3 separate regions of the Homo sapiens genome follow, and regions 1 and 2 are each linked to region 3. A link is a loop called in an ENCODE intact Hi-C map of the cell type or tissue named here. Cell type or tissue: chondrocyte. All regions are shown on one strand. Each heading gives the region's core, and the rest is flanking DNA. Links, peaks and the distances in the headings are about the cores only. Region 1 holds the start of FBXO27 (F-box protein 27). Region 2 overlaps GMFG (glia maturation factor gamma). Region 3 holds the start of FBXO17 (F-box protein 17).

Evidence for each region. Peaks named below come from ENCODE experiments on the same cell type or tissue, not always from the same donor. Only the 100,000 strongest peaks of a DNase experiment are listed, where the experiment ranks them.
Region 1: a loop joins it to region 3, with 4 times the contacts of the local background. A loop is called at or near these places in 27 of 110 quality-filtered maps.
Region 2: a loop joins it to region 3, with 3 times the contacts of the local background. A loop is called at or near these places in 45 of 110 quality-filtered maps.

What each region holds. Positions count from the first base shown.
Region 1 is chr19:39,030,313-39,036,370 of GRCh38, reverse strand. It overlaps FBXO27 (F-box protein 27), which reads left to right and starts at 3,822. Exons shown (of 6, transcript NM_178820.5): 1 at 3,822-3,868; 2 at 4,118-4,507; 3 at 5,051-5,162; 4 at 5,247-5,342. The coding sequence starts at 4,144. RefSeq lists silencers at 4,044-4,113, 4,174-4,323, 4,524-4,603, 4,754-4,993, 4,843-5,025 and enhancers at 3,935-4,727, 5,134-5,243. In chondrocyte, for the core only: a CTCF peak has its summit at 4,126; DNase peaks (open chromatin) are centred at 3,790, 4,300, 4,630 and 4,995.
Region 2 is chr19:39,325,832-39,332,127 of GRCh38, reverse strand. It overlaps GMFG (glia maturation factor gamma), which reads left to right. Exons shown (of 7, transcript NM_004877.4): 5 at 2,502-2,584; 6 at 3,055-3,128; 7 at 3,580-3,769. The coding sequence ends at 3,651. Among named protein-coding and RNA genes, the nearest start is that of GMFG, 7.1 kb to the left of the region's middle. In chondrocyte, for the core only: CTCF peaks have their summits at 3,621 and 3,837 (motif pointing right); no DNase peak of the experiment used is centred there.
Region 3 is chr19:38,973,298-38,979,593 of GRCh38, reverse strand. FBXO17 (F-box protein 17) reads left to right here and starts at 3,852. Exons shown (of 6, transcript NM_024907.7): 1 at 3,852-4,008. RefSeq lists enhancers at 1,306-1,405, 1,856-1,905. In chondrocyte, for the core only: CTCF peaks have their summits at 2,643, 2,853 and 4,751; DNase peaks (open chromatin) are centred at 3,915 and 4,324.

The DNA of each region.
Region 1 (6,058 bases), core at 1,059-6,058, 56 kb before region 3:
TGATCTGCCTGCCTCGGCCTCCAAAAGTGCTGGGATTACAGGCATCAGCCACAGTCCCTGGCCAACCTACTCAAACTTTTTAAACCTTTTAACTGTTAAAAAAAAAATCAGGCCAGGTGCAGTGGTTCATGCCTGTAATCCCAGCACTTTGGGAGGCCAAGGCGGGAGGATCACCTGAGGTCAGGAGTTTGAGATCAAGCCATTGCATTCCAGCCTGGATGACAAAGTGAAAAAAGTTTTTAAAAAAGTCAAATACTTGAGTCATCATATCTCATTATCAACAAGATTCCCACTGCTTATATATTACATTAAAACTAATATATTAGTTTTAGTGGGCACAGTTGCTCATGCCTATAATCCCAGCACTTGGGGAGGTGGAGGCGAGAGGACCACTTGAGCTCAGGAGTTTGAGACCACCCTGGGCAACAGCAAGACCTTGTCTCTCCTTTAGTCCCAGCTACCCCAGAGGCTAAGGCAGGAGGATGGCTTGACTCCAGGAGTTTGAGGCTAAAGTGAGCTACGACAGAGTGAGACCTGGTCTCAAATATATATATATAAACAGTTTTTTTTAGACAAATTTTCACTCTTGTCGCCCAGGCTGGAGTGCAATGGTGGGATCTCAGCTCACTGCAACCTGTGCCTCCTGGGTTCAAGTGATTCTTCTGCCTTAGCCTCCTGAGTAGCTGGGACTACAAGTGCGCACCACCATGCCCACCTAATTTTTTTTTTTTTTTTTTTTGGTATTTTTAGTAGAGTTGGGGTTTCACCATATTGGCCAGGCTGGTCTCGAACTCCTGGCCTCGTGATCTGCCACCTCGGCCTCCCACAGTGCTGGGATTACAGGCATAAGCCACTGCACCTAGGTTTTTGTATTTTTAGTAGGGACGGAGTTTTACCATGTTGGTGAAGCTGGTCTCAAACACTTGACCTCAGGTGATCCACCTGCCTCGGCCTCCCAAAGTGTTGGGATACAGGTGTGAGCCACCGTGTCCAGTTGAAACAAAATTTTAAAAATGAAAATATACATATTGAGAAGAAATTAGACCAGCATAATAGTTCATCCATCTCTCCTAATTCAGGGTCTCCCTCTCCTATCCACCCAACCCAGCCTCGTTATGCCCCATTTCCCTTCTCTGCTCTAATTTTTCACAGCACTAATCACTTTTTAACACACACACACTTATTATGTTTACTGTTCATCATGACAGAAGCACATTACAGGCTAGTTTGAAGTGTATACACTAATACAACCGTTTCATTCTTTTTTTTACTTGTTTTCTTTTTCTTTTTCTTTTTTTTTTTTTTTTTTTTTTGAGACAGGGTCTCGATGTGTAGCCCAGGCTGAAGTGCAGTGGCATGATCACAGCTCACTGCAGCCTCAACCTCCCAGGCTCAAGCCATCCTCCCACCTCAGCCTCCCAAGTAGCTGAGACTACAGGTGCACACCACTATTTGCAGCTACTTTTTAAATTTTTTGTAGAGACGGGGTTTCACTGTGTTGCCAGCGCTGGTCTCAAACTCCTGGGCTCAAGAGATCCTCCTGCCTCGGCCTCCCAAAGTGCTGGGATTACAGGTGTGAGCCCCCATGCCAGGACCCATTTAATTCTTTTCTGCATTTGTGGAGAGGATTCTAAGAGGGTCAAAAGGAGGTTTTATTTATTTTATTTATTTAAGACAGCTTCTCACTCTGTCGCCTAGGCTGGAGTGCAGTGGTGAGGTCTCAGCTCACTGCAACCTCTGCCTCCCTTGTTGAAGTGATTCTCATGCCTCAGCTTCCCGAGTAGCTGGGATCACAGGCATGCGCCACCATGCCCGGCTAATTTTTGTATTTTCAGTAGAGACGGAGTTTCGCCATTTTGGCCAGGCTGGTCTCACACTCCTGACCTCAAGTGATCCGCCTGCCTCAGCCTCCCAAAGTTCTGGGATTACAGGCGTGAGCCATCATGCCCGGCCTGGAGGTTTTATATTTAATTATTTCCCTGATACTACGTAATTTGCTCATTATGCCAACTGTTTATCATGTCTCTCCCTCTAGAAGGTAAGTTCTTTGTGGGGAAGAATCCATGTCTGGTTTTGTTTGTTGATGTCTTAAACTATGTATACAGCTCACGTTATGTCGAAGCCAAATAAAATATAGAGATATAGAGACAAATCTCTCGATTTAAAATGTTTTGTTGCGGTGGCTCATGCCTGCGATCCCAGCACTTTGGGAGGCTGAGGCGGGCAGATCACCTGAGGTCGGGAGTTTGAGACCATCCTGGCCAACATGGTGAAACCCCGTCTCTACTAAAAATACAAAAATTAGCTGGGCATGGTGGCATGCGCCTGTAATCCCAGCTACTCGGGAGGCTGAGGCAGGAGAATCGCTTGAACCCATGAGGCGGAGGTTGCAGTGAGACGAGATTGCATCACTGCCCTCCAGCCTGGGCGACAGAGCGAGACTCTGTCTCAAAAAAATAATAAAATGTTTTATTTGGGAAGCAAGAATTGACATTCGAGGCATCCACACAGACCAGGCGGTCTTCAGAACTTTCAAAGAACAAAGAGGTTAGAGGTTTTTATAAGAAACAGAAATGTTAGGTATTGTTTTGCAAGAAAGTTCATTGACACTAGCAACGTTCTGGGGAGCTGGCAAGTTCTGACTGGTAAGTGACAGCAGAGGGAAAAACTAGTCTTAGAGTCACGGCAGGTTTTTTCAGTACCAGTTAGACTGCTTCCAGGTTACAACAGGCAGTTTTAACAGCCAGGCTTGCAGAGAATCACTTTCTTGGAGCAATGGTATCTGCCCTAAGTGTTTTCCCCCCGGCCTCTCAACTTTGTTTTAGTTGGATATGACAAGAAGGATCCAATTCACATGATCAACTTTCACAATTTTTTTTTTCTGTTTGTTTTTTGAGACGGAGTCTCACTCACTCTTTTGCACAGGCTGGAGTGCAGTGGTGCAATCTCTGCTCACTGCAACCTCCCCCTCCCGGATTCAAGCAATTCTCCTGCCTAAGCCTCCAAATTAGCTGGGATTACAGGCGCGTGCTACCACGCCCAGCTAATTTTTGTATTTTTAGTAGAGACGGGGTTTCACCATGTTGGCCAGGCTGGTCTCGAACTTCTGACCTCAAGCGATCCGCCTGCCTTGGCCTCCCAAAGTGCTGGGATTACGGGCATGAGTCACCGCACCCAGCCACAATTGTATTTTTATTGGACAGAGCTGATCTAGAGGTTAAAATGAGGAATTCCGGAGCTAGGCTGGCTGGATTCAAATCCCTACTAGCTGGTGATCATAGACAAGCCACTTGGCCTCTGCTGGTCTCAGTTTTTTCACCTGTGAAGTAAAGGGCATAACAGCACCTACTTCATGGGGTTGCCACCCTGGCTGGCAGTAAAACCGTCCATAAAAGTTGGCTGGTGTTACTATTGGTTGCATTAATTTTTAGCAGCCGGAGCCTGTTTTCTCCTGTGAAATGAAGATAACCACGCCCGACCTTAAAGGTGATGGAAATTTTTTAACACGTTAACGGATACGAGGCCTCCCACTCAGAAGCCTGACCAAAATAACAATGGTTGCTCAGAGCCAGACGTCTCATTGCTACTAACGAATTAGGGACACTTCAAGGGGCCGGCTGGAGGGGACGGCTGTGAGCAGCAGGCCTTGGCTCCTGGCTGCACCTGGCCCCGTCGCGGGAAGCAGGTTGGGTTTGGAGAGCGGGAGGGAGCAGGCGGGAGGGGCTGGCGAGTAAGAAAGAGGATGCAGGGGTGGGTGAAGCTGGCTAGTAAGAGGGGAGGGGCCGGCGAGTAAAAAGGACGCAGAGGGGCGTGGGGAGCTTGCGGCACAGCTAGGGCATCCCGGCGAGGAGCGCCGCCAGGCCCCGGGGTAGGACTTGGGGTGCGGTGTCGGTGCGGCCGCCGAGGGGGGCTGATTGCATGCAATTCGGGGCATACACACAGACCGCGGGGTCTCCGGGATATCGGGGCTATCAAGGACGGGCTGGGGGATGGGGACTTGGGGACGGGGCCCAGGGATGGTGAAGACGGGGGTGCGGCTGGCAGAATCAGGGCAGGCAGAGGCTGCGCGCCGCGGAGGCTGCTGGTCCCTGACGCCTTGACCCTTCCTCTCCCGCAGCCACAGCCGGGCCTGGCGGGGGGACCATGGGCGCCTCGGTCTCCAGGGGCCGGGCCGCCCGGGTCCCCGCGCCGGAGCCGGAACCCGAAGAGGCGCTGGACCTGAGCCAACTACCCCCAGAGCTGCTTCTGGTGGTGCTGAGCCACGTCCCCCCGCGCACGCTGCTCGGGCGCTGCCGCCAAGTGTGCCGGGGCTGGCGAGCCCTGGTGGACGGCCAGGCCCTGTGGCTGCTGATCCTGGCCCGCGACCACGGCGCCACCGGCCGCGCGCTGCTGCACCTCGCCCGCAGCTGCCAGTCTCCCGCCCGTAACGCCAGGCCTTGCCCCCTGGGCCGCTTCTGCGCGCGCAGACCCATCGGACGCAACCTTATTCGCAACCCCTGCGGCCAAGGTGGGATCTCGGAAGAGGAAGTCCAGGATGCTGGGCCACAGTGGGAGCGGTAGCGGGGCCGGAGGGGCGGGGCCGCACTGGGACCGGTACTAGGGGCCGCAGGGGCAGGGCCGCAGTGGGACCGGTGGGAGGAGTCGGAGAGGCGGGGCAGCATTGGGAGCCGGTGTGAGGTGCCGGAGGGGCGGGGCAGCATTGGGAGCCGGTGGGAGGTGTCGGAGGGACGAGGCAGCATTGGCACGCAGGGTGCAGGGCTGACTGGGCAGGGCTTCACCGTTTGCCTGTGGGAGGGGTGGGAGTGGGGCAGTTCTGGGAGCCCGAGAGAGGGGTTGGAGGGGCAGGGCTTTGCTGCAAATCAGTGAGAAGGGCCAGAGGAGCGGGGCTTTGCCCTGAGCTGGTGGGAGGGGAAGGGGGCGGGGCCTCGGTGGGAAGGGTCAGGTGAGTGAGCTGCACTGTGAGCACGTGGGAGGGGCTAGGGGCGGGGTCTCACTAGGAACCAACAGGCGGGCGACTGGAACTTGGGCACAAGCCTTTTTTATTTCACAGAAGGCCTCCGAAAGTGGATGGTGCAACACGGTGGGGACGGCTGGGTGGTGGAGGAAAACAGGACAACCGTGCCTGGGGCCCCTTCTCAGACGTGCTTCGTGACTTCATTCAGGTGAATGCCCCTGCTATCCAAAGGTCCGGCCCCTTGTTGAGAAAGGCCTGCCTGTTCTCATTACCCTGTCTCCTGCATTCCCAGCTGGTGTTGCAAGAAGCAGGTCTTGGACCTAGAGGAGGAGGGTCTGTGGCCAGAACTGCTGGATAGTGGCAGGATTGAGATTTGTGTCTCTGACTGGTGAGTGTGACGATTAAAATAGCCCCTTGCTAAGCACTGACTGCATGTGACATGGCCTTTTTATGGGTGACTTAATTTAGGCCTCCTAACCCCTCCTTACAGATAAAAAATCTGAAGTTCAGGCCAGCCATGGTGGCTCACACCTATAATCCCAGCACTTTGGGGGGTCGAGGCAGGCAGATCACTTGAGGTCAGGAGTTCGAGACCAGCCCAACCAGCATGGCAAAACCTCGTCTCTACTAAAAATACAAAAAAAAAATTAGCCGGGCCTGGTAGTGCACACCTGTAGTCCCACATACTTGGGAGGCTGAGGCAGGAGAATCACTTGAACCCAGGAGGTGGAGGTTGTACCACTACACTCCAGCCTGGACGACAGAGTGAGACTCAGTCCTGGAAAAAAAAAAGAAAGAAAAGAAACTGAAGTTCAGGGAGGTGAAGTGAAAAACACACTCACAGTTCTAGTAATTAGCAGAGTACACACTTTCTGCTCATGCCCAAAAGGATGTGGATTGGAAGACAGAAGATGAGATCCAGTACAGAGACCTTTGGCCCAGCTCAGTCTTGTCTGTGAATGAATGAGATGCTCCTTGCCTTAGGAGGAGAAAACAGCATAGTTAGCCAAGAGCTTAGGTTCTGGAGCCAGACCTCCCAGATTCAAACCCTAGCTCTGTGGCTTTGTAGCCTTGGGCAAGTCACAGCATACCTCTGTTTCCCCT
Region 2 (6,296 bases), core at 778-5,777, 350 kb before region 3:
CTCAGGTGATCCCTGCTTCGGCCTCCCAAAGTGCTGGGATTACAGGCGTGAGCCACCGCGCCTGGTGGAGGACCTTGTCTCTATTAAAAAAAAAAAAAATTAGCCAGGCATGGTGGCATGTGCCTGTGGTTCCAGCTACTTGGGAGGCTGATGTCGGGGGTCAGTTGAGTTCAGGAAGCTGAGGCTGCAAGTGAGCCAAGATAGCACCCCTGTACTCCAGCCTGGGTGACAGAGCAAGACCCTGTCTCAAAAAAACAAAAAAAGAAATTTTCCTTCTTTTTCAATGTTTGGGAACACTTTAGGTAGCAAACAAATTAATTATTATTATTGTTATTTTATTAAAAAAATTTTTAGAGACAGGGTCTCACTGTGTCACCCAGGCTATTGGGCAGTGCTGTGATCCTGGCTCACTGTAGCCTCTAACTCCTGGGCTCAAGCCATCCTCCTGCCTCAGCCTCCCAAGTAACTGGGACTACAGGCACTGCCACTGCACCCTGCTAAAGGAATGACTCGACTTTTAACTATCAGGTAGAATCCTGGGCGAAGTCACATGAGCCTGGTGCTTTTTTTGGTGGAAGAGCTCTTTGACTATTTCTGTGAAAACTGGTCTGCTAAGATTTTTCATCTTGACTGAATTCATTTTGGGTCTCTAGGATTAGAGGCTGTAGGACTCAACAAGGACCAGCTTCATGGGCATATGATAATTGCACAGGGCCCCGCACCCAGGAGGGGGCCTCACACATGGGGGTTAACGGTCACCTTCTTTATAGTTTTATCTTTGAATTTCTGTTTTGTATGAAGTCAGATGGGACAATGGACTTCACACAAATGTGCTGGGGTTTGGAGCTAGGTTCACAGGCAGTCCACCACCTGGCTGCCTCCCTGAACAGGTTCTCAGCCACCCACTCTCTGCACCCACCCAGTGACCGCTGCTGTCCTTGGGTTTCCTGCTGGTGTAGGGAGGGTCAGGGTCCAGAAGGCACCCCTTGCCTGACAAGTTACAGGGTGTTCCTGTGAGCATCTGCACTCTGCCTGCGCATATCCTCATGCCCGAGGGAGCACGACTTTAAATAGCAAACTAAAAAAGACAGGCTGAGCGCAGTGGCTCACACCTGTAATCTCAGCACTTTGGGAGTCTGAGGTGGGAGTACTGCTTGTGGCCAGGAGTTCAAGACCAGCCTGGGCAACATAACAAGACCCCCATTTCTACTAAAATTTTTTAAAAAAAGGCCAGGCGCAGTGGCTCATGCCTGTAATCCCAGCACTTTGGGAGGCTGAGGTGGACAGATCACTTGAGCTCAGGAGTTCGAGACCAGCCTGGGCAACATGGTGAAACTCTGTCTCTGCAAAAAACACAAAAAACATTAGCTGGATGTGGTGGCACGCCCCTGTAATCTCAGCTACTTGGGGGGCTGAGGCAGGAGGATCACCTGAACCTGGGAGGTCGAGGCTGCAATGAGCTGAGACCACGTCCCTGTACTCCAACCTGGGTGACAAAGTGAGACCCTGTCTCAAAAAAAAAAAAAAAAAAATTAGCTGGGCATGGTGGTGTGCACCTATACTCCCAGCTACTCTGGAGGCTGAGATAGGAGGATTGCTTGAGCCCAGGAGTTCAAGACTGCAGTGAGCTAGGATCGCACCATTGCACTCCAGCCTGGGCAACAGAGTGAGGCCCTGTCTCTAATAACAGTAAAAAAAAAAGACGATGATCAGTCTAGAGAGAGACTACAAAAGAAAGGAAAACAATTTTCCTGCTTCTTGAACAAGATGCCCCACATTTTCATTTTATACCGGGCTTGGATGATTCTGTAGCCATCACTGGTCACAGTGCACCTGGGGTTCAAGTGCACTGGACAGAATTGCATAGGGGGTGAGAACTTACACGCTGGCATTCACTTTCCCAGGTTCAAATCTCTCCCCTATCTGTAGAACCTTAGGCAAGTGACTTTGGGCCTCAGTTTTCTCATCTGTACGATGGGGATATTAATAGCACCTATATTATAAAGTAATTGTGAGTCAAATGAGCACTATCATTATTATTATTATTTGAGATGGAGTTCCACTTTTGTCACCCACGCTGGAGTGCAATGGCGTGATCTTGGCTCACTGCAACCTCTGCCTCCTGAGTTCAAGCGATTCTCCTGCCTCAGCCTCCTGACTAGCTGGGATTACAGGCGCCCACCACTACTCCAGGCTAATTTTTGTATTTTTAGTAGAGACGAGGTTTCACCATGTTGGCCAGGCTGGTCTCGAACTCCTGATCTCAGGTGATCCACCCGCCTCGGCCTCCCAAAGTGCTGGGATTATAGGTGTGAGTCCTGCGCCCGGCCCTATGATTATTTTTTAATCATTTGTTGTGTTTGAGGTCAGTACCCTGAGTCCCAGACATCAACCCTGGGTTCTCAGACTCAGCCAACATTTCAAGGCTGTGGACTCAGGTAATGGCTGTTAAGCCTGGGCTGCAGGCCAGAGTCCTGATTTTCAATTCCCTTTCACGGTAGGTTCGTGGTTTACAGCTACAAGTACGTGCATGACGATGGCCGAGTGTCCTACCCTTTGTGTTTCATCTTCTCCAGCCCTGTGGGTGAGACACAGCTCTACTGTCCTCAGGAGAGGGTCTTCGATTCTGTGTGTGTGTGTTTGTGTGTAAATGCGAATGTGTGCAGGCACTTGTGTAAGAGTGTGAGCATGTGACAGCCTGTGTGTGACTGGGTGAGGATGTGTGTGTGTCGCACGCATGATGTGGGAGGGCAGTGAAGTGGAGGTGGGGGCTCAGATTCACCAAGAGCCCACCCGTTCTCAGTCCTGGGGCCTAAGCCAACCCACCTTTTCCTTTCACCTAGAAATCCCCGTCTGGCCCCTAAATCATCTCCAGAGACCCTCAGAATAACTTGAAGCCCCCAAGCCAACCTAGAAACTGAGTACAGTGCAGGGACCTCCTTAGAAGAGCTCCTAGGACCCTTGGCAAGCTGCAGGGCCTTCAGGACATTACTAGAGCTTTAGAGAACACGCCTGGGTCCCCACTGATGTGCCTTTCTCCTCTTTTCCACGCAGGCTGCAAGCCGGAACAACAGATGATGTATGCAGGGAGTAAAAACAGGCTGGTGCAGACAGCAGAGCTCACAAAGGTTCAGACTGGGATGGGGCTCCAGAGTGTTAGGGAGAGGTGGTGTGGGTCCTGGGTCTGAGGGAAGAGGGACTAGAGTCCTCACTGTCTCAGTGGTTTTTGTTTTTGTTTTTGTTTTTTTAAAGAACTGGGTCTCGCTCTGTCATCCAGGCTGGAGTGCAGTGGCACAACCTCGGCTCACTGCAACCTCCTCCTCCTGGGTTCAAGCAATTCTCCTGCCTCAGCCTCCCAAGTAGTGGGACGACAGGCACACGCCACCACACCTGGCTACTTTTTGTATTTTTAGTAGAGTCAGGGTTTCACCATATTGGCCAGGCTGGTCTCGAACTCCTGACCTTAAGTGATCCACCCACCTCAGCCTCCCAAAGTGCTCTCTTACAGGTGAGCCACCGTGCCCAGCCACTGTCTCAGTGTTTGAGTAGATCATAATGCCGAGACCTCTCTCTGCCCAGGTGTTCGAAATCCGCACCACTGATGACCTCACTGAGGCCTGGCTCCAAGAAAAGTTGTCTTTCTTTCGTTGATCTCTGGGCTGGGGACTGAATTCCTGATGTCTGAGTCCTCAAGGTGACTGGGGACTTGGAACCCCTAGGACCTGAACAACCAAGACTTTAAATAAATTTTAAAATGCAAAAACTCGGAGATCCTCAGTTTGGACTCAGTTTCTGCCTCTTCTGGGCTCTAGCCGACGGTTCCTGCAGTACGAGGCTTGGGCCAGCAGGGGGCGGGCTGACCTAGAGGAATGCGAGCTGGGTCCCGGGAGGGAAGGAGGATACCTCTTTCTTAGAAAGAAAGGGAAGGGCCTGAAGGATTTCCTTGGGGGGTGGGGGACGGATGGGCGAGGCCTGGGTCTCCTGGAGGTATTGGGGAAATATCTGGATCTACAGAGCGGTCACTCCCAAGGGGAACAAGGACCCCTGAGAATAAAGGAGGCAAAGTGCCCGTTTCCTCCCCCACTCCCCACCTCTGGGGGGTAGGAGGCATCACCGAATGCGACTTTTCTCAGCTGAGCCCTTAGATAGGAAGAATTTAAAGGCCGAAGAGGTTTGAACGTAATTGCTTCAGGATCTCAGGAGCTGCTGGGGGGTGGATGGTTTGTACGGTCAGGTAGGCCTGAACACCCAGGGCTGGGGAAGCTGAAGTCGATCCTGGGCCCTCGGTGGACTCCCAGGGGTGTGAGATTGAGGAGACAGGGAAGGGACACTTGCCCCCATCTGAAGATTCTTCTTTTCTTTTTTCTGGCATCTCTTGACATCGAACTTTCTCAGGCTTTCTGCGTCTGTCTCTGAGGGACATTGATTAAGTACCCACAATGTACCGGGCTCTGAGAATTCCGAGATGGGCAGGTCTTCACAGAGATGAATCACACCCTTTCTGTCTCTCTGCTTCTCTTCCATGTTTCTAATTGTTCCCCTCTCTGTCCCCGGTTTCAGGGACGTGGGAACTCCCTCCCCCCACCCCTTTTCAGGTTCCCGGTAGAGAGGTGGCTGTTGCCATGGTAACAAAGACATAGTGACCTTGGGCCTGGGCTGCCCGTTCCCCCAACCTTGGTGTTTCCGGGGATAGGGTCCAAAAAGCCCAGCTCCAAGCCCTCCCAGCCTTAACACACCATCCCCTTACCACCCCACTCTACCCTATCTCTTGCCCGCTCACCCCCAATCAGGGCAAGTCCTTTGCATGAGGGATTCGGGATAGAATCACTCTACACTGGTCCATAGAGAAAATTCACCCTGCCCTAAATTCTCTGGAGGGTTAGGTTGAGCTCCTCTGCCCTCCACTAGTGCTGTTTTCCTGTCCCTATCTCTCTGTCCCTCCCTCTGATCACAGGCCCAGTCCCTGAAGGCAGGAGATGGAGGAGGAGGAGGACTGGAGACAAGAGGGGTCATTCAATTAAATGGACAAGGAACTCCTGGCCTGCAGAGGTCAGAGAGGCAGAGGGACTCATCCAAGGTCATGCACTTACATGATCAAATGAATACTAATAGCTGACCCTCCTCTTGAGGGCTTCCTATGTACCAGGTACTTCTATAAGCAGTTTATAGGCATTAGCTTATTTAATTATTGCAATACCTCGTGAAAAAGGTACTATTATTCTCTCCAACTTAAAGACGATAAAAATCTGAGGCATAGAAGCCAAAGGCACCTGTGGTCTGTACAGTTAGAACTCTTTAAGCCCAGGCTATCTTGGGGGTCAATGGCCACACTCTCTCTTAGGCAAGAGACTTAGGGAACCTCCTCCTCCTCCCCGCTCCCCTCCCCCTCCCCTCCCCTTCCCTCTCCCCCTCCCCCTCCCCCCCCTCCTCCTCGTCCTCCTTGGTGGTACTCCCACCCTCCATAGTGGAACTTCTGTTTCATCCAGGCTTGTGATTACAAACGGTCCAATCAGAAAGAGCCATGCACAAGGACTTGCCCGATCAGGAGCAAAGCATGGGAAAGCAGGGGCCAATCAGAAAGGGTGGCTCACAGGCGCAGTCCAATGCAGAGGGAGTACAGCTAGGGATTGTGGAAGGACCAATCAGAGAGGCCAGAACAGACTGCACTATCCAATGAGGAGTCAGCACAATGGGACGTGTCTTCGGGTTTGGGGAGATTCCCTGGAGAGGCAGTACAAACTGGGGACCGCCTCCTCTAGTTCCACCAACCTATCCTATAAACGCCCACAGATCCAAGCTCCCTAAGTTTTGAGTCGGTGCCCTAGACTTGGGGGACTTCCTAACCTTGAAAGGGCCGGAATGGGCATTGCTTAGCTTTAAAAGGGCTGGAGTTTTTGCTTTGGGGCAGGGCCTAAGAGTCTGGGGGTGGGGCCTAGGCTTGGGGCGGGGCCAGAAGAATGGGATTGGTAGAGGGTCTGTATTAGGTTTGGGGCAGGAATTAGGGCTCCAGGGAAACAATTAAGATGTCTAGTTCAACCTGTTGCCCGTTTTTCAGGCCAACTCACACATTCCCTTACCTTATGGGACATTCTCCAGCTGCTGGGTATACCCTTTTCTTCTAGGGAACCTGGGCTAAGAGGTCGTTATTTATTCCTTCCTGTGGTCCCTGAACTGAGTCTGGAGCCAGACTAGATCCCCAGTCCTCTCCCAAGACGCATTTGAGAACACATGTTGGGCCAGGCACGGTGGCTCACGCCTGTAATCCCAGAGGATCACCTAAGGTCAGGAGTTCGAGA
Region 3 (6,296 bases), core at 541-5,540:
ATATTTATTTATTTTTGAGACAAACTTTTGTTCTGTCACCCAGGCTGGAGTGCAGTGGCACGATCTCAGCTCACTGCAACCTCCGCCTCCTGGGTTCAAGTGATTCTCCTGCCTCAGCCTCCCAAGTAGCTGGAACCACAGGTGCCCTCCACCACACCTGGCTAATTTTTGTATTTTTAGTAGAGACAGGATTTCACTATATTGGCCAGGCTAGTCTCAAACTCCTGACCTTCTGATCCGCCCGACTTGGCCTCCTAAAGTGCTGGGATTACAGGAGTGAGCCACTGCACTGGCCCATTGCACCATTTTTAAAACACAACACCTGACCAGTAATTGCAGAAAAATGGGCAAAGGTGATTAATGACAAACTATGTAGAAAGAAATGCAAATAGCTCTTAAACACATGAAAAGATGACCAATGTCCTCATCTTAGGAGAAATGCGAAGGAAGATACCAGGGCAATACCTTTTTTTGTTTTCTTTTGACTTCTTAGATAGGCAAAGATGTAAACTTCGTTTGTTTGTTTGTTTGTTTTGAGACAGAGTCTTGCTGTGTTGCCCAGGCTAGAGTGCAGTGGCACAATCTCAGCTCAGTGCAACCTCCGCCTCCTGGGTTCAAGCAATCCTCCTGCCTCAGCCCTCCTAGTAGCTGGGACTGCAGACACATGCCACCACACCCAGCTAATTTTTGTATTTTTAGTAGAGACGGGGTTTTGCCATGTTGGCCAGGCTGGTCTCAAACTCCTGACCTCAGGTGATCCGCCTGCCTTGGCCTCCCAAAGTGTTGGGATTACAGGCGTGAGCCACCGCGCCCGGCCTGTTTATTTGTCTTGAGATAGAGTCTTGCTCTGTCACTCAGGCTGGAGTACAGTGGCACCATTACAGCTCACTGCAGCCTTAACCTCCCAGGCTCAGGCGGTCCTCCTGCCTCAGCCCCCCAAGTAGCTAGAACCACAGTCACACACCATCATAGCCAGGTAATTTTTAAATTTTTTGTAGAGATGGGGGTCTCACTATGTTGCACAGGCTGGTCTTGAACTCCTGGTCTCAAGTGATCCTGCTGCCTCCCAAAGCACTAGGATTACAGACATGAGCCACCGTGCCCGGCCAATGTAAACATTTGATAACACATCAGATTGGCAAATGTCAGGGCCTCCTAGTTCAGTTCTTCTTGGTTGATGGGAATGACAGTTGAGGTTTTATTGTGATAGAAGGCTTTAGATTTAATTGGGTAGAAACAGGCCTTGCTCAGCAGAAAGAGCTGCAAAGTAGGCACATCAGCCTGCACCATGTGAGGAGACACCAGGAACAAATGTGACTCCGAGGGAAAGCACGACCAAGACCATAAATAAAACCTCTCTTCCTGTTCAGATCCAAGCACATGGACAGGCTCTGAGTGACAACCGCATTCAGTGGGCTGCCCTGCTAGAGGTTCCCCAGGCCTCTCCACCGGTCCTGAATCATCAGCCTTCCTGAAACTGGCTCTGACCTAAAGCCGAAACCTCAGCAGGTCTGAGGCGGTTACCAGGGCTCCTTATATTGGGTGAGTCAAATCACACTCCCTGCAGGAAAGGAGTCTAAAAACTAGAATACCAATAATAAAGAAACAAGGCCAGATGCAGTGGCTTATGCCTGTAATCCCAGCATTTTGGGAGGCCAAGGCAGGCGGATTGTTGAGCTAATGAGTTCGAGACCAGCCTGGGCAGCATGGCGAAACCTCATCTCTACAAAAAATACAAAGATTAGCCGGGCATGGTGGCGTGCCCCTGTAGTCCCAGCTACTTGAGGGGCTGAGGTGGGAGGATCACTTGAGCCCAGGAGATCAAGGCTGCAGTGAGCTGTGATCATGCCACTGCACTCCAGCCTGGGTAACAGAGCCAGACGCTGACTCAAAAATAAATCAATAAATGAAAAATAAACAATTCCACTTTTTGTAATAATAACAATAAAGAAACAAGCTCAAGTCCATGGGTATCAGCACACTGGTGACACGTGTCAGCACAAGTATGCATTAGCTTTGTAATCATTATAATAACACACAATTGCTTTGTCTATTTGTTAAGGTATTTACAACAATCGCAAACATCTGACATTAGATTTGGGAAGGCTTTAAGCGATGGCTTTTGGAAGGAATGTTGAAATGATTAGGGAAATCTGGTTTCGAGGAAGACTTAGAGGAACAACTGTTTAATGTTTTATCAAAGAACAAAGATTAGTTAGTATTCTTGTCCCTACATATGCAAGCCCCTGGATGTCAGAGAATTGAGCAGCATGAAGAAATGGCTACTTACGGCCAGGCGTGGTAGCTCACGCTTGTAATCCCAGTACTTTGGGAGGCCAAGACAGGCAGATCACCTGAGGTCAAGAGTTCGAGACCAGCCTGGCCAACATGGCCAAACCCCCTCTCTACTAAAAATACAAAAATTAGCCAGGCGTGGTGGCGCGTTCCTGTAATCCCAGCTACTCGGGAGGCTGAGGCACAAGAATTGCTTGAGCCCGGGAGGTGGAGCTTGCAGTGAGCCAAGATCTAGCCACTGCACTCCAGCCTGGGCAACAGAGCGAGACTCCGTCTCAAAAAACTAAAATAAAATAAATAAACCCCCCAAAATCCGGAATGCAAAACAAACCTAGGCCTACGCCTTTCACATAAGGAACTGCGTGTGGATCTGTGCTAAAAACTCTACCAATAATACAGTAATTTTACAACCCACAGCAGAAAATGCTTTCAAAGGCGGTTGTTACAAATAATGTAATAGTAGTCAAATTAGCGTTGGCTCTGAGTCCAGCACTGTGCTCCGCGCTGCACACGCAGTCTCACGCCGTCCTCACGATGGCGCTGTGGGGCCTGGCTGAGGTTTCTAGGGGAAGGGGCTTTAGGGAATCCAGGCTCTCTGGCTGTGTGACCCCTCCAAGCTAGCGACTTGGACTACGTGCAACAGACCAGGTATCTCTGGACTTCAGTTTCTCGGGAGAGGCGTCCATGAGGAGGTCATGCATACAAAGCATTTAGCACAGTGGCAGATATGAGCCAGTGGGCCTGGAGAATGATTTACCAGCGTGGGGGAGGCCTGGCTTCCAGAAAACTAGCTCTGGGGTGTCTGAGATCAGTCACCTTGAGGTCCCTGGTGCAATCTAGGGCCATCAGAAGGGACTGCAAAGACCCAAGGGCAGAGGTAAAGGGAGAAAATGGGTCGCGGCCCCAGCCTGACCGAAACTGAACCTCCGGATTAATTCAGTTGTCTATAGCTGGGGGGATGGGGAGGACAGGGGAGTCCTAAGGTGGAAGGGTACAGGTTTGTCATTGCCACAGAGAGTGCGTGTGGTGAAGGGATTTAATTTAAGATCAGCCCCGGGCTTCTGAGAATCTGGCCCTGGGAAGCAACGTAAATACAAGAAAATCCCTGTGGCCAGGGACTTTGATCCAAGTGTTTCGAATCAGGCCCTGGGTCGGGCTCACAGCTAAGCGGTTTACCAACCGTGGACCTGTGCAGGATCCCATGGATGTGAGGGGTGGAGACGGCCGCAAGCAGGAGGCCAGGACCAGAAGGAAACGGAATTTGGGTGGGGGTGGGGAGCTAGGACCAGTCCCCCCGCGGGGGCGTCTTGGGGATGTGGAACTCGCACACCCAGAGGAGGTGGCTCTCCCAGGGGTGGGCCCCGGATCCTAGGGGCGCGGGGCTGGCCCCGCTCCCCGCTGGCCTCGCGGCAACTGGGCCTCCCCCTCGCTGCACGCAGCCCTCCAAGCTCCCCCGCCCGCCCGCCCTCGCTCCCGCTGGGCCCCGCAGCCGGAGGAGGGGCGGCCTCCCGCCCCCGCCCGCTGGATCTCAGAGTCGCCGCCCCCGGCGCCGGGCTGCAGCCGCCACGCCCCGGGAGAGGACCGACCGCCCAGACCGCCGGTCCCGGGGCCCCCTGGGCCACGCCGATCACGGGGAGCCCCTCGACTGCCTCCCAGAACAAAGTGGGAAAGGGAAGCTTAGCCCGCCGCTGCCGCCTCCGAGCAGCCCGCCAGGTGAGCGCCGGGACAGGTAGGGGACCCAGGTCGGGACCCAAGCGTCAGTCCCGTTCTCGCCCACAGCTGGGGCGCCCCGGGAAGGATTCCCGCGCCAGGCCCTGCCCGGAGGGGCGGGTCCCTGGGAGTCCCATAACCCGCAGCGTCGCTTTCCCGGGCCCTCCCTCGGCCTGAGGCTCCTTTAAACCCAAAGTTATACAAATGCACGTTAGAAAGCCCTAAATCTGGAAGGGCTTTGCTTTGAACGTGGGTGTTCGAACGCCCAGGCCTCTCCATCCCTGCGCTCGTCCGCGGAGGCCACCATCCAAAACCCCTGCCAAACGCTGCAAACCAACACGTGGGCGCAACAGCCCGGGGAAGGCCAGGCCGCTTTTTACCGTTGCTGGATTTTCTGTCTTCTGGCCGTCAGTCCCTTCGCAGAATCTGTGAATCAGAAGCCTTGGAGGGCGGTTTCTCGATTTAGCAACTTGGGCACATTATGTGTTTCGCTGCGGCCCCAACCCTCAATTTAAATTTTGTTCTGCCAAGTTACTTTTGCAATGTTCAGTGATATGTTCGAAAGCTCTGTATACTGCCTCTTCAACTTTAGACAGCGTCTATTTACTCCATATTTTGAAAGACAAATATTATGGGAGTCTAGTTGTAAAATAAATAATACTTCTTTAAAAATGTTCCAGTAATACACGACACTCAGACACGTAGGACAGGACAGAGCTTTGCATGGAAAACAACACGCCTTTAAACAACAACCTCTCCCTCACCACCGCCCCCAACCCCTGTCGGCCAAATACATTTTTTTGTTAACTACATTACTTTTCAAAAATGGCAAGAAGTAACTCGTGATCGCTGGTGCCTCGTTTTTAACTTTTTCCACTTTTTATTCCTCTGGTATCTATTTCCAAATCTTTACAGCATATTTTTGGATTGTTATTTCTTATTTCATCAACTTTTAGACAACGCGTCCATGGATCCCTTGCTAAAAATAGGAGACAACTTTGATCATCTCCGTGGTTTTCCTCCTCCCTATATAATCACCTCCCTGTATAGTCAGGACATTACTTTCGGCTTCTCTATTGGCTACTTTTCTAACATAAAATAATTTTTTTAACTTGTATTTATTGTTCCATTAAATATACCTAGTATCTGTTGACTCTCTTTTTGTAAGGCTTGGCTAAGGAGCTTCTTTTTAAAAAATATATTTTTAGGCCGGGCGTGCGCGGTGGCTCACGCTTGTAATCCCAGCACTCTGGGAGGCCGAGGCGGGCGGATCACCTGAGGTCAGGAATTCAAGACCAGCCTGGCCAACATGAACCCCGTCTCTACTAAAAGTACAAAAATTAGCCAGGCGTGGTGGTAGGCGCCTGTAATCCCAGCTACTCAGGAGGCTGAGGAAGGAGAATCGCTTGAACCCTGGAGGTGGAGGTTGCAGTGAGCCAAGATTGTGCCATTGCACTCCAGCCTGGGTGACAAGAGCAAGACTCTGTCTCAAAAAAAAAAAAACTATATATGTACATATATATATGTGTGTATATATATGTGTATATATATATATGTATATATATATATACACATATATATTTGAGACCCTGTCTCAAATCAAATCAAATCAAATCAAAACTGTGTTGCCCAGGCTGGAGTACAGTGTCGTAATCATGGCTCACTGCAGCCTCAACCTCCTGGGCTCAAGAGATCCTCCCACCTCAGCCTCCTGAGTAACTAGGGCTACAGGTGCACGCCCCCCCACCAAACCCCACTAATTTTTTTATTTTTTGTGGATACGGGGTTTTGCCGTGTTACCCAGGCTGGTCTCGAACTCCTGGGCTCAAGCCATCTGCTCGTCTTGGCCATCAAAAGTCCTGGGATTACAGGTGTGAGCCACCGGCGCCCAAACAAAAAGATATATTTTTAAAATAACATTTTTGTATTTATGTAAATATTAATTTCTTCAATTCTAATCAAATTCTACATATGGCTTAGAAATCAAATAGAAAAGTTTGCCTTAATTTTTTCTATAATAAAAGTATGTAATCTCTTTTAGAAGAATGGAAAACGAAGTGTTTTAGATTAAAAGAGATGAGTGAGACCTGCCACCCCCACTGGTGTTTGAGCCCCCACGGGGATCTTGTTAGGAGGAAACAGCCACAGAAGACCTGCTAGAGACAGCAGGGGAAATTGTTCACGGAGTGGGTATTGATGGCAGAATGAATTTTTGAGGCAGAATCTCTCTCTGTCGCCCAGGCTGGAGTGCAGTGGCACAATCTCGGCTCACTGCAACCTCCACCTCCTGG